3 separate regions of the Homo sapiens genome follow, and all the other regions are linked to region 1. A link is a contact called in ENCODE Hi-C or POLR2A ChIA-PET data. All regions are on one chromosome and are shown on one strand. Each heading gives the region's core, a stretch centred on a gene start or an enhancer-like site at or near the end of the contact. The rest is flanking DNA. Distances are from core to core; before and after follow the strand shown. Region 1 overlaps LINC00970 (long intergenic non-protein coding RNA 970). Region 2 overlaps LOC125312414 (a long non-coding RNA gene). Region 3 has its middle 33 kb from the start of MIR557.

Region 1 (3,903 bases), core at 446-2,945:
CTACCTCATAAGAAATCTGGAGACCTTGAAGGGACCATGCAGAAGGACCATGTGGTGGGTCCCAAAGGGATAGAGGGAGGTGCCTGGGGAGCCACAGCTGCTCCAGCCCCTGCTCCAGCTATTTGTCTTCCCAGCATGGGAACAAGACCTGTGAATGAAGAAGCCTTGAAATTGACCCCAGCTCTAGCCACTGACCAGTCTGCCTCAATCACCTGGGAGACCCCGATTCAGACTAGCTCAGCTCAGCTGCTCTCAAATTCCTGGCCTACAAAACCCACAAGAGCTAATAAACAGCATTGCTCTTGCAAGGCACTAAGTTTTGGGCTGATTTGTTATGTATTGCTAGATAACAAATAAACGCATGATATCAACTAATAACTCTGTGTGGCAGGTATTGTTATCTTAGTTTCACAAATGAAGAAACTAAGGTTTAGAGAACTTGAGAAGCATACATACAATACCGCTAGGGAGACACAGAGCTGGGACACAAACTTGTGTCCACGAGACTCCAGAGCTTGTCAAGGATCCTCTGCACCAGGAGGCTGCCTCACTGGATGCTGGAGGAGGTTGAAACAAATAGGTAAAATTGTGTTTTTCTGTATCTGCCCTACTAGCCTCTCATGATTCTAAGATTAAACACACGATCACATTGTGTTTGGAAGATCACCACCTGTTCAAAACACTCTAGGCTCATAGTTAACTGGCAGAACCAGCCCCTGAAGTGAATTTACTAAAAGGCTCTGTGTCCTGCGTCTCCTTAGGAACAGTGCTGGGTTTCAAAGTAGGCATCAGGGCAGGGCTGCTAGTTAAAGGGGGTGGTCAGCAGGCCCAGAGGGCCCAGGTTGCCCTGGGGAAGCCTGGAGAAGGCTGTGAAGTTCCAAGCTTAAGGCAGGCAAGGGAAGGCCATATGGTGTGTGGTGAAAAATGGCGGAGGAAAACAGAACAAACAAGGCTGAGGAGTGGGAGCACAGCTGAGAAGGAAGTGAGAAGAGCACGATGTAACGGAAGCTCTGGAGAGCAATGAGAGAAATCTTCACAGACTGGATGGCTGAATGCTCCCCAGAGACACAGAAGGGCTCTGCTGCTGCTGCCAAGGGGAAGCAATTGGTTTGATATTAGACCCAAGGGGATTTACATGCCAAGGTCCACTTTAGAATTTCTATCCTAACCTCTGAACCCATGTACTTCTAAAACGTATATGTAAATGTTTCTGAGAAGACAGGGTCCATTCATTCAGGTTAATGTCTATCAAGCATCTATTATGTGCTGGGTGACCAGTGACAATGGGACATATAGAATATAAATTAAACACATTTTCTGCCCAAGAGGAACAGGGTCTGGAGGGAAATGATAATTTTTGGACACCTATTGTGTGCCAGGTCCTATCTGGGGTGATTTACTTAAATTTTCTCATTTAATCTTGACACCTATTCTACAAAATAGGCATTACCTTTATAAGAAGCTGAGCTTAGAGAAATTAAATAACATGCTTAAAGTTATATACAGCAAGCAAGTGTGTGTGTTTTAACCCAGGTTAATCTAATTCTAAAACCCATAATTGTTCCGCTGTCAACCCTGCCTCTCAGGCTTATGGGTTCGCATTTCTGGGTGCAGATTTCATGGAACTGTGTACAGAGGGCTTTAAGTCAGCAGAGAGGAAGTGGTTAGTCCTGCCTTGAAGAAGGTGCAGGAGGGGACGTGGTTTCACAGAAGTTATTAGATCAGGGCAGTGTAGGGAGAGGAGGAGTTTAGTAGTTAGAGAAGGACACTGTAGACAGAGGGAGTTGCAAGTCAGAGGGAACAGTGTGCCAGGCATGGAATGGAGGAAGACATAGTTGGAAAGACAGGCCAGGGCTAGACTGTGAGAAACTGTTTCTTTTCAAAGGAATATGGGCAAAGGGAAGCACTGAGGTTTTTAAGCAGGAAAGTGACTTGATCAGATGTGCCTTTTAGAAAGGTCATCCTGATAGCTCTTGGCAGTATTGTTAGGAGCAGAAAGAGCCTGGCCATTTTCACTTAGATGTTGCACTGACCTCTGAATCTCAAAAATCTCACAGTGAAATGCATGATCTGTCTTCTTCCTGCTTGCAAACTCTTATCTACTCCTGGGTACCCAACTTGGTAAGCACCTCACCATCCACCCAACTGACCAGGCCAGGGGCCTTGGCTTGTACAGAGGTGGGTGTGCACAGATGCTGACAAAGCTTAAGCATCAGGGCCCCTCACTCACATGAGCACTCTCCAGGCCCTGCACTGAATTTTGTGTTTGCAGCTTTGTAGTCAAGAGCTGTGCTAATCTCTTAGTTGTGCCATTTTTTCTCTTAAACTCTTTCTAATTTGGCTTTCAGCCACTATCTGCCACCTGGATCCCTGTAGTGGGTTTTGCTTAGGTTAGCCTGCTTCTCTACTTGCCACTGGAAATTTTATTCTCAAAGTAATTCTTCTAAAACATAAGTCAGGTCATGTTATTCCTCTGCTTAAAACCCTGTCATAGTTTTCACTGAGAGTAAAAGTCAAAGCCCTTACATTGCGCACTAGGGCCGTGCATCTCCTGACTGCTGTTTCCTTTTTGAGTTTTTGCCCACCACTCTTCCTTACACTTTGTGCTGCTCTAGCCACACTGGCCTGGAGCCACTCCTCAACACTCAGGCCCGCTCCCATTGTAGGGTCTTGGCTTTAACCTTTCCCTCTTTCAGGAGGCCCCTCCCACAGATATTTTCTCACCTCCCACAAGTCTGTGCTCAAGTCTTGCCTTCTTAATGAGACCTATTCTGACTACTATTCTTTTTTCTTTCCAACTTGTATTTTAGGTTCAGGGGGTACATGTGCATGTTTGTTACGTGGGTAAATTGTACGTCACAGGGGTTTTGTGTACAGATAATTTTGTCAACCAGGCAATCAGCATAGTACCTGATAGGTAGTTTTTCAATCCTCTCCCTCCTCCTACCCTCCACCCACAAGTAGGCCCCAGGGTCTATTGTTTCCTTCTTTGTGTCCATATGTACTCAATGTTTAGCTCCCATTTATAAATGAGAACATGTGGTATTTGGTTTTCTGTTCTTGTGTTAATTTGCTTAGGGTAATGGCCTCTAGCTGCATCCATGTTGCTGCCAAGGATATGATTTCATTCTTTTTTTGTGGCTATATAGTATTCCATGGTGTATATGTACCACATTTTTTTTTTATCCAGTCCATCATTGATGGGCACCTAGATTGATTCCATTTCTTTGCTATTGTGAATAGTGCTGCAGTTAACATACATGTGCTTGTCTGACCACTATTTTTAACACTGCAACCTGCCCCTTCCCCTCTCCCCTGCAGCCCTGGTTTACCATATTTTCAGAGATAGAAATCATACACTTTTATGTAACCTATGTATTAGCTAATGCTCTGTATCTATATATATTGACTTCCCAATTATTGATAACAATATTGACTCTTCAGAGAATTTTAAAGCTCAGAAATCCTTTTCATATCTATTCTCTCATAGGAATTATTGCCTTCCTGTTATACATAATAAAACTAAGCTCAGAGTTAAGTGAATTGTCTATTAATAACTACCAAATTTTGGCACCTACTCTGTGCCAGACACTATAAATATATCATGGCCAATGCTTACAATAGACCCATGAAGTGGATATTGTTTTCTGTGTCTTGCAGTTGAGAAAGCTCAGTGTTTGACACTTATGTGATGGTCTAAGTTCCCATTGCCTGTCACATCCAGGACTGCTTGATTCCAGAGCCTGTTCTTTTTCCATTGTTGTTCCTGTTCATTTCATTTCTTCATGCTGCCTCCCAGATGTGGGCTCAGCAAGGGGAGATACCTTGACTTAGATTTCTTCTTATGCATTTTTGAGCTAGTTTTTAAAATTTTCCATTTTAAATTTTTATTGATGCCTAATA
Region 2 (3,906 bases), core at 696-3,195, 600 kb after region 1:
ACACTGCAGCATCCCACCTGGGGCACTGCAGTTATCTCAGGTCCATGCCTCACTGCAGCTTGAAGCCTGATGCTGATGAGTGTGCAGAAGAGCTGCTTCACTTCAGCTGCCTTTAAGCCCCTGGCCACTTCTGGTCCCCAAAGCCTACAGTTAAGGAAACAGAGCACATTCCCGCAAACAGAATCCTCAATAGGGCGGCCTGGCAGCCATCTGCATACTGGGCAAAGCACATGCAAAGCTGCATCCATTGGTCTGAAAAGCATCCTTTTTATTACTGACTGTGTCTAGCCAAACCTTGGGCAAGGGGGTAGGAAGATTGGGAAGGAGAGCCCTCTGAGCCCTTAGGGCCTAAATGTGCTTGTTCAGGCTAAAGGGAAAACAGACTCTATCTATTCTCTTTTGATGAGACAGTGAGCTCCTTGACAGCAAAGACTGCGTGGGGTTCCAGAGGCATCCCCAGTGCCTAGCCTGCACACAGGAGGTTCTCAGTTCATGTTGACAGCTGGTGATGGCTGATGAATGGCCAAGCCCATCAAGTAGGAGTGCAATACTGCAGTTTCCTCCCATGTCCCTGGAACACCACCTCCTGCCCCCACCATGATTCCTCCCTCCTCACCTCTACCACATGCTTCCAGTGCCCCAGGAGCAAAGGAAGAGCTCCCTCTCTCTCCCCATTGGAACCTGATTTGTTGAAGTTGCCCCCCACCTCAGAAGCCAGAAGAGAGGCTTCGATGGAAGGCACACAGCCGTTCTAGCAACTGAATGGAGATCATAGGTACATATGTATATATTGATTGTGATACTTCTGAGGGATCTATCTCAGTTCCCAGAAGAAGAAAATGGCATGGCTTTTTCACTGGGCATGGTCACTATGAGCTTCAATGATTGAAATGGAAATTAAAGTGAAAGGCTTTCCTCAGTCCCCAATAATGTATGTTTCTGTCTTGCCTTATACAAATTTCCCCCCAAAAGCTATTCTATTTGATAGCCTGCCTCTCTTCTCTCTCTCTTCACTCTCTCTCTCTCTCTCTCACACACACACACACACACACACACACACACATATACATGCTATGTAATGTGGTGCTGGAAGAGATATTAATCAATAACTACTGAATCAATAGTAGTAATTTTCTCACTTTGATTTTCAGTAGTAATCAATAACTACTGAAAATCAAAGTGAGACTGAGGACCAGAGGTAAGTGACCTGACTAAGTCTCACAGCCAGTAAGTGGCCTTACTAGACTCCTGAATTCCAATCCAGTGATCTTTTCACTTCATTATGAAATTGTTTGGTTTTGTTTTCTTGTTTGTTCGTTTGTTTTTGTTTTGTTTTGTTTTTGCTTTTCTTTAATGTCTTCAAAGGAGAGCTAATGTCAGGTTTTTCCTCACTGAGAAGTTGCAACATCTCCCAGGTAAAAGCCAGGTCCTCCAGGTAAGACATTCTCCCAGATCCTGCTTTTTTTTTTTTCCTTTTTTTTTTTTTTCTTCATTCTCCTGGGATGCTGTCTCACCTAAAATGGCAGGGAGGACCCTGGACCGCTCACCTTCCCATGTAATAAGTGATAAGTATACTTATCATACAAAAGAGATGGAGAGGCTCTTCCCTATCACAATCTAAAGCCCAGACAGATACAGTCATCATTTGTGACAATGAAGATTTTCCTTTGCAAATGCAGCAACTTAACGGTAAAATTGTGGAAAGGAGGCTGTGTGTGTTCACCTTGGTCGGTGCTGCAGCCCAAGCACAGCTGGCGCCTCTAGGGCGCATTCAAGTGAGGGAATAGTTATACTTGGCAGGCAGTCCTGACCAGCCATTTTGCCCAGGTCTCCTTGGATGCCTTCAGACTGCAGAGATCTTATTCAGTTTGCATCCCCCGCACAGTCTGCAAGCCAAGCTGCAGACATCAATCTGTTTCAGGAGAAAGAGCGCCACCTCCTGTCTCTGGACTGCAAGACCATATTTCTTTGAAAACCGCAGTGATGTTCTAAGCGGCTCAGTGCCTAAAGAGATCCGCTCTCCACAGCGAGGGGAGAAAATGGCACCTATGAAATTCGTACCGATACCCCATGTCACACTGTGAACCAGTGACTCTCCCAGGAAAACCCTGGACAAGCCCTGCAGCACGCATCCTTCTCCTTTCTTACAGTTTCATTTCTCCCCTCCAGCTTAGAACAGATGGAAGCCTTAGAGGCTTGTCGTTCAGCTGAGGATCTGAATGTAAAGAGACATGCTCAAGGTCACACAGCGGCCCCGTTCTAGACCCAACACAGACTTCTCCCACGCCAAGTAAAGGCTGGATCGAATTTATGCATTTCAGATTTCTTTCTCTTTGCCCGCAGTAGAAATTTTGCAACAGAGTTTTCTTCACTACTGCTTTGCTGATCTCACCCACTATGATCCCAGCTACAGTCCCCTCTCTCTTCCACATTATCCTTTGTAGTATAGCTGTATATGTTCAAATGTTAGCTCCCCTATTAGAACCCAAGTCTCTTGAAAGGAGGCCAATACCTGATTAATTCTTGCAGCCTTTTGGAGGACTTCCTGCTAGTTAAGCATCTGGGGACTTAGCTCCCCATGCCCTATTTCTTCTCAAGGGCCTCAGAAATCAAATCCACTCTCCTGGTCTTTTTAAAGCTGTCATCATCTACTGCTCTCTTAGGGGTCCTGTTTCCCCAAGAATGACTGAAAAGGACACAAGCTCTCTGGTTTCTCGCTTAGTATCTTCTTTCCTGTTCAACACCCCCCCAAAAAAATTACATCAGCCCTTAATATTTCAAAAGTTTTATTTCTAATCACTACCAGCAAACAGATGAGATAACAAATACAACAGTTTTTGCAATTGACAAAGTTTCCTGAGATTTTTCTGAATGATTATCTCCTGAAACAAAAGAAAATACTCAATTGTGAACTCTACTTATCTTTGCTCTCATCCCACCCCCAAAAAAAGAAACTTGAGAGTGGAGCTGCAACTTTACAGCCTAAGGACAGGAAAACCAGTGCCACGATTTCCACCAGAGGAGGCTCCACAGCCACAGACCGTCACATAACCAGTCTGCCTCATCCTCCTCATCTGTAAAATGGCCAGAATAAAAGTGTTTACTCATAGGAAAATCCTTATTTGAGGATTAAATGAGGTCATTTAATCCCCAGAGTGGTATATAGCAAAAATTAAGTCCATGGTCGATGGTTATTTAATTCATTAGGTAATTTATTTCATAAAACAAACCTGATGACAAGAGAATAGAACATAAAGGACAAAAATCTTCAAGGAAAGTAGCAGGGGCTCAGCTGAAGTATAAGGAGTAATACTGTGGGGGATGTGCCAGTGAGTACCAGGAGGAAAGATGCCTTGAAAAGATGCGGGGGGAGAGAAAGAGAAGAGTCCAGAGATCTCATCATTTCACTTCAAAAAAAAGGTGGCCATAAAGCAAAACCCAGGCCTTCCATTCTGCTTCCAGGTCCCATCCACGGAGCTTTGTCCACAGGCATCTGGGCCACCTCTCTCATTAGAGAACGGGGCCAGTCCTGCTGTCCTGGCTGACTTCGGCTCCATTAATCCACCCCTTTGCCTTCCATTCTCCTTGCAGGCTGCCTGTGCTGAAGGCCTCTTGCACTCCTGTGCTATCCCAACTTGCAGTAATTGCTTGGGGTTGTAAATCCAGCAAGTAGAGGAGGCTTTCTGTAGCAGGTCCTAGGTCGGTTGCCTGAGGACAGCACTGCTCTCCCCAGCCCCTAGCACTGAGAGGCCCTGTGGGAAGTCCACGCCTGCCATGGTGGTTGTCCTGCCAACAGCATCTCCCTTCAGGGTTCATCTTATTTTCTTCTGATGAACAAGCAAAGGCAACCAGACTCTCCGTAGGTGTAAGTTGGCACGCACATTTGGCAGGGAGGGTGGATTTCTT
Region 3 (3,795 bases), core at 491-2,990, 700 kb after region 1:
AGAAATAAATTTTGGTGCGTAAATGTAGGGGATTCATTATTAACTGAATCTTACTCTTTAGTCAAAGAAGGTTTCCTGAAGAAGGAGGGATGTCAGGCAATTTTTAAATACCAGAAAGTTGAGCCTAAGAAGCACTTATGAGGGGTAAGTAGTCCATTGACCCAGGACAGCAAGTAGATGTGTCTCATTCCATCACCCAGGCTACTAAGAGAAGAAGAGGGGTATGAGAAGACATTGAGTACATAGACCAAGTTCCCTGTTTCACTGTGAGTCACATGAAGACCCTGAAACGTGAGGATGTCAACTCAGAGCCCACAGATGGCAAAATCAGGATTCTTATCCTCTACATACTTACAAATCTCTACTACCCTTGGAATTCAGGGCTGCTTAGATGACAGACAGAAAAAGACAACGTATCTCATGGGGGCTCTCACGCTTGCTCTGATTCTGGCTTCCTCTCCTTGGCCTTTTGTATCATCTCCTGGGGGTCTCTAGAGCTACCTAAGTAGCTAACAAGCAAGCTGAAAAGCTCATCTTCAGCAAGATCACTTTTGCAAGCGTAACAGTCTCAGATGAAATAGATTGGCTTCTTAAAGGACTTTGGCAGCACTCAAAAAAAAATCCTTTTGAAGCAGCAGTGCATGTGAGAGGGAGTGGGGAGCAGGGATGGTGGGGTGGGCTTACGACATTCTAACAACCAGAGGTCTCATGATACCTTGGCTTTTCCTAGAGAGACAGGACTCAGGTGTTCTGGGCCCTAATGATCCACTCCTGTTTTCACTGCCTCCTCTGTCCCCCACTTGTCCTTGTCCTTCCTCTAGGAGGCAGCAATACAACAGGGCTGTGTTACACAGTGGGCTCGATCATCCACTCTCCAAAACGCTCAAAGAACACAGATGGACTCTTCCTTCTGAGTAAATCCTCCTCAATTAGAAAGCTCCTCGGCTGGCCCTATCTTAACATCTGCCTGAGGTCCATATACTGTCTACGAGATGCTCATTAGTACTGCAGGCCCTAGAGTCATCGGTAGACCTTGGACACCAGTAAAACATGTAGAACCATCTCCTCCAGAGCCAACAACTTATTATGAAACCTTCACATTTTCACTGCCAAGCAGGTAGCAGGGGGGCCTCAGAAAACCACAAGCTTTGTCTCTTTTCATACACCTCTAATATCGAGGTGTCAGGTCAGACAACTCTACCAAAACTGCAGTATAAAATCCTTTATACTGTAAGCAAATATATTTATTTCAATGGACCACTTAACCCTCATAAGTGCATCTTAGGCTCAGCTTTCTGGTATTTAAAAAATTGCCTGACACCCCTCCTTCTTCAGGAAACCTTCTTCGACTAAAGAATAAGATTCAGTTAATAATGAATCCCCTACATTTATATACCAAAATTTATTTTTTTGCTTACAGAACCAAATTTATTTCTTTGCACCAGGACCAAAATTGCATTATACCCTCCTCAAGAAGCTTCGTAAATGATTATTTGGTTTTGAACTTTGTTTTTGGTGTTTTGCCTGTCCTACTCAGAAGGCAGCTTTTATCCTGACGACGTTTCAGTTTTAGCTATGGCTCTCTCTAAAGCTGCTAGTTTTGTATGGGTAGCTCCTTCCTTAGAAGGAAAATCTGCAGTATCTTTTTTAAGTTCTGCGTCAGAAGACGGCCTGGACGGAGGGTGGGGTGACTGATGAGTTGGAGCTTTGCTGCCACCTGGTGTCCGACCGAGGAGGATGACGCAGTTCCCTAGATAAAGACTTGCAAGCTCTAGAGCCTCATCTGCTTTGCCGTGGGCGTGGGTGATTGTGCAGAGTTCTGGGTCACGCGCTTGGCTCTGATTTAAGGAGGTCAACCACACATACCCACGGGCAGAAAAACGGAGGCTGGCGCCTGCCGTCCCACCCCATCACCAGGACGAAAGGGGTGGGACCAGCACTCCCCATTTCCACAACCTTTCCCATGGCTTTTGGGTGACTTTTCCTGCGCTCCTCCCCCAATACGATATTCTCCCCTAAGGAATAAATGGAGAGACAGAGGGGGAAGCAGGAAAATGTAAGCAATGTGACTTTCTCTGGGGTCCTCATTCCCCTGCAGAGAGCTCTGAGGACTAAAACCAAGACTTGAAGGAGAAAAAGAGGTTTTAATATCCAAGCTCTGAAATCTCCAGGTTATGCAAACCATCAAAGTGATGTGAATGGCCTCCCGTAAGTAGGGATGGAGAGGACCCTGTGAACCAACTAGAAATAAACACTTAGGAAAAATAGCTTCAGCTTATTTAACTAAAGTTACGTCTGATGGCTGTTTGTGATTCCTCTGCAAGCTTGAACCTCTAATAGCACCTGCTATGTATTACGTATGCCCAAAGTGGGGACATTCATACAAGACTTCTTCACACTTTTAATAATGATAATGCTGTGAACTTTAGTTAATTAGAAGGATCGGGGACTGGGCAGCCTGATTAATTCAATTTTCTAGTTAACTAAGAGTTAATGTGGAAGTTATCCCTCTTTTCTAGGATTTTTGGTAGTTACAGCTCTCAGTGCTCATCTGTGTCTGTGGAATATTTCTGTCAATGTGAAGACTCTGACACATGCTTATCAAATTTTAGAAGATATAGGCTTGAAAGGTTTGGTAATGCGTTACATGGCAGAAGTCATTCAAAAGTAATTTAACGGGCTTATATTATGAGTTAAGACTAAAGTCCTGGAAATATATATTTTTTTAAGTTAACCATACAAATACAGGATGTTGAAACTTGGCTTAATAGCAGTTCATGTGGGAAGCCCCAGGCATTTTAGTAACCCAATGTGGCTGCCAAAAATGACAAAGCAGTCTTAGGCAGTGCTGAAAGAGAAAGGCAGTGTTGGGAGCAGGAAAGATGGGAGCTCTACTGAATATGCCATGGTGGGGTCATGTCTACAGATCTCCATTCTATTCTGCCTGCCACAGCAGAAAAGGAAAGGGAACTGATGAAAGTTTTAGAAATCACGGCATATGAGGAAAATTCAAAGCTGCTGACAATGTTTGCAGTAGAAGAATGGAAGGCCTAGGGAGAAACTGAAGAGCTATATTCAAACATGTGAAGGGTTGTCATGGGAAAAGAGGACAAGGCTTAGAGCTGTTAAAAGAAAAACTTTAGACAAAATAAATTTAACAGAGTTTATTTGTCCAAAGAACAACTCATGAGTTGGGCAGCACTCAGAACCAGAAGCAGTTCAGAAGACTGCTGCAGCAGCTTGGACAGCAAGTTTATGGGCTAAATGCAGAAGGAAGGCAAAGAAAACGTATTTCAATATCGACTAGAGTCTTTACCAGTCAGCAACCACAAACTAACTTCTGTTGGTGGTTTCTGACTGATAAAGGCGCTAGTTTCATTTCACTGTTTTATGCTGGGATTTGGTTTGCTTAGTGGGAACTTAAAGCCCAGGAGCCATTCCAGCCTAATGACCTCCCAATTTATATATATATTTTTTAATTATTATACATGACCTCCCAATTTAAAAAAATATTTTAGCAATTCCTCACCTATCAGCCTCTTGTTATGATAGATTGACCACAACATGGCCATAAACACCACTCCCTGTCATGATCATGGCTGGTTTTTCTTCTTCTCAGCACAAAACTCCTGAGTCACAACATCAGGCTCCTGGAAGAAATATTCCTTTTGTTGTTCACCCATTTTTGTCACCCTAACCACAGTGAGACCTTCTCTCATACCTTTAATGGCTACAGATATACATTTAATACCCTTGAAAGAATACAATGCACCAGGACCAGGGAGATTGCAATGA

Evidence for each region. A loop is a pair of places that touch in the nucleus more often than their neighbours do. ChIA-PET counts read pairs that join two places held with the same protein, here RNA polymerase II (POLR2A). Pooled maps may share reads with other maps.
Region 2: a loop to region 1 is called in a map of naive thymus-derived CD4-positive, alpha-beta T cell, with 5 times the contacts of the local background. The contact joins two enhancer-like sites. A Hi-C loop is called at or near these places in 1 of 168 maps with a recorded cell type or tissue (naive thymus-derived CD4-positive, alpha-beta T cell) and 5 of 50 pooled maps. POLR2A ChIA-PET finds 5 or more read pairs at or near these places in 2 of 52 experiments (A673 and naive thymus-derived CD4-positive, alpha-beta T cell).
Region 3: a loop to region 1 is called in a pooled map, with 4 times the contacts of the local background. The contact joins two enhancer-like sites. A Hi-C loop is called at or near these places in 2 of 37 single-sample maps with no recorded cell type and 7 of 50 pooled maps.

Annotation. Positions count from the first base shown.
Region 1 is chr1:169,042,308-169,046,210 of GRCh38, reverse strand. The region is part of intron 3 of LINC00970 (long intergenic non-protein coding RNA 970); the gene reads left to right. Among named protein-coding and RNA genes, the nearest start is that of LINC00970, 43 kb to the left of the region's middle. RefSeq lists enhancers at 911-1,040, 1,593-1,852. Within about 2 kb of position 1,695, at least 6 of the 41 ENCODE cell types and tissues checked have a DNase peak (open chromatin) inside an H3K27ac peak, as active enhancers do.
Region 2 is chr1:168,437,975-168,441,880 of GRCh38, reverse strand. The region is part of intron 4 of LOC125312414 (a long non-coding RNA gene); the gene reads left to right. Among named protein-coding and RNA genes, the nearest start is that of MIR557, 64 kb to the right of the region's middle. RefSeq lists a silencer at 1,793-1,942. Within about 2 kb of position 1,945, at least 3 of the 41 ENCODE cell types and tissues checked have a DNase peak (open chromatin) inside an H3K27ac peak, as active enhancers do.
Region 3 is chr1:168,340,801-168,344,595 of GRCh38, reverse strand. No RefSeq gene overlaps it. Among named protein-coding and RNA genes, the nearest start is that of MIR557, 33 kb to the left of the region's middle. Within about 2 kb of position 1,740, at least 9 of the 41 ENCODE cell types and tissues checked have a DNase peak (open chromatin) inside an H3K27ac peak, as active enhancers do.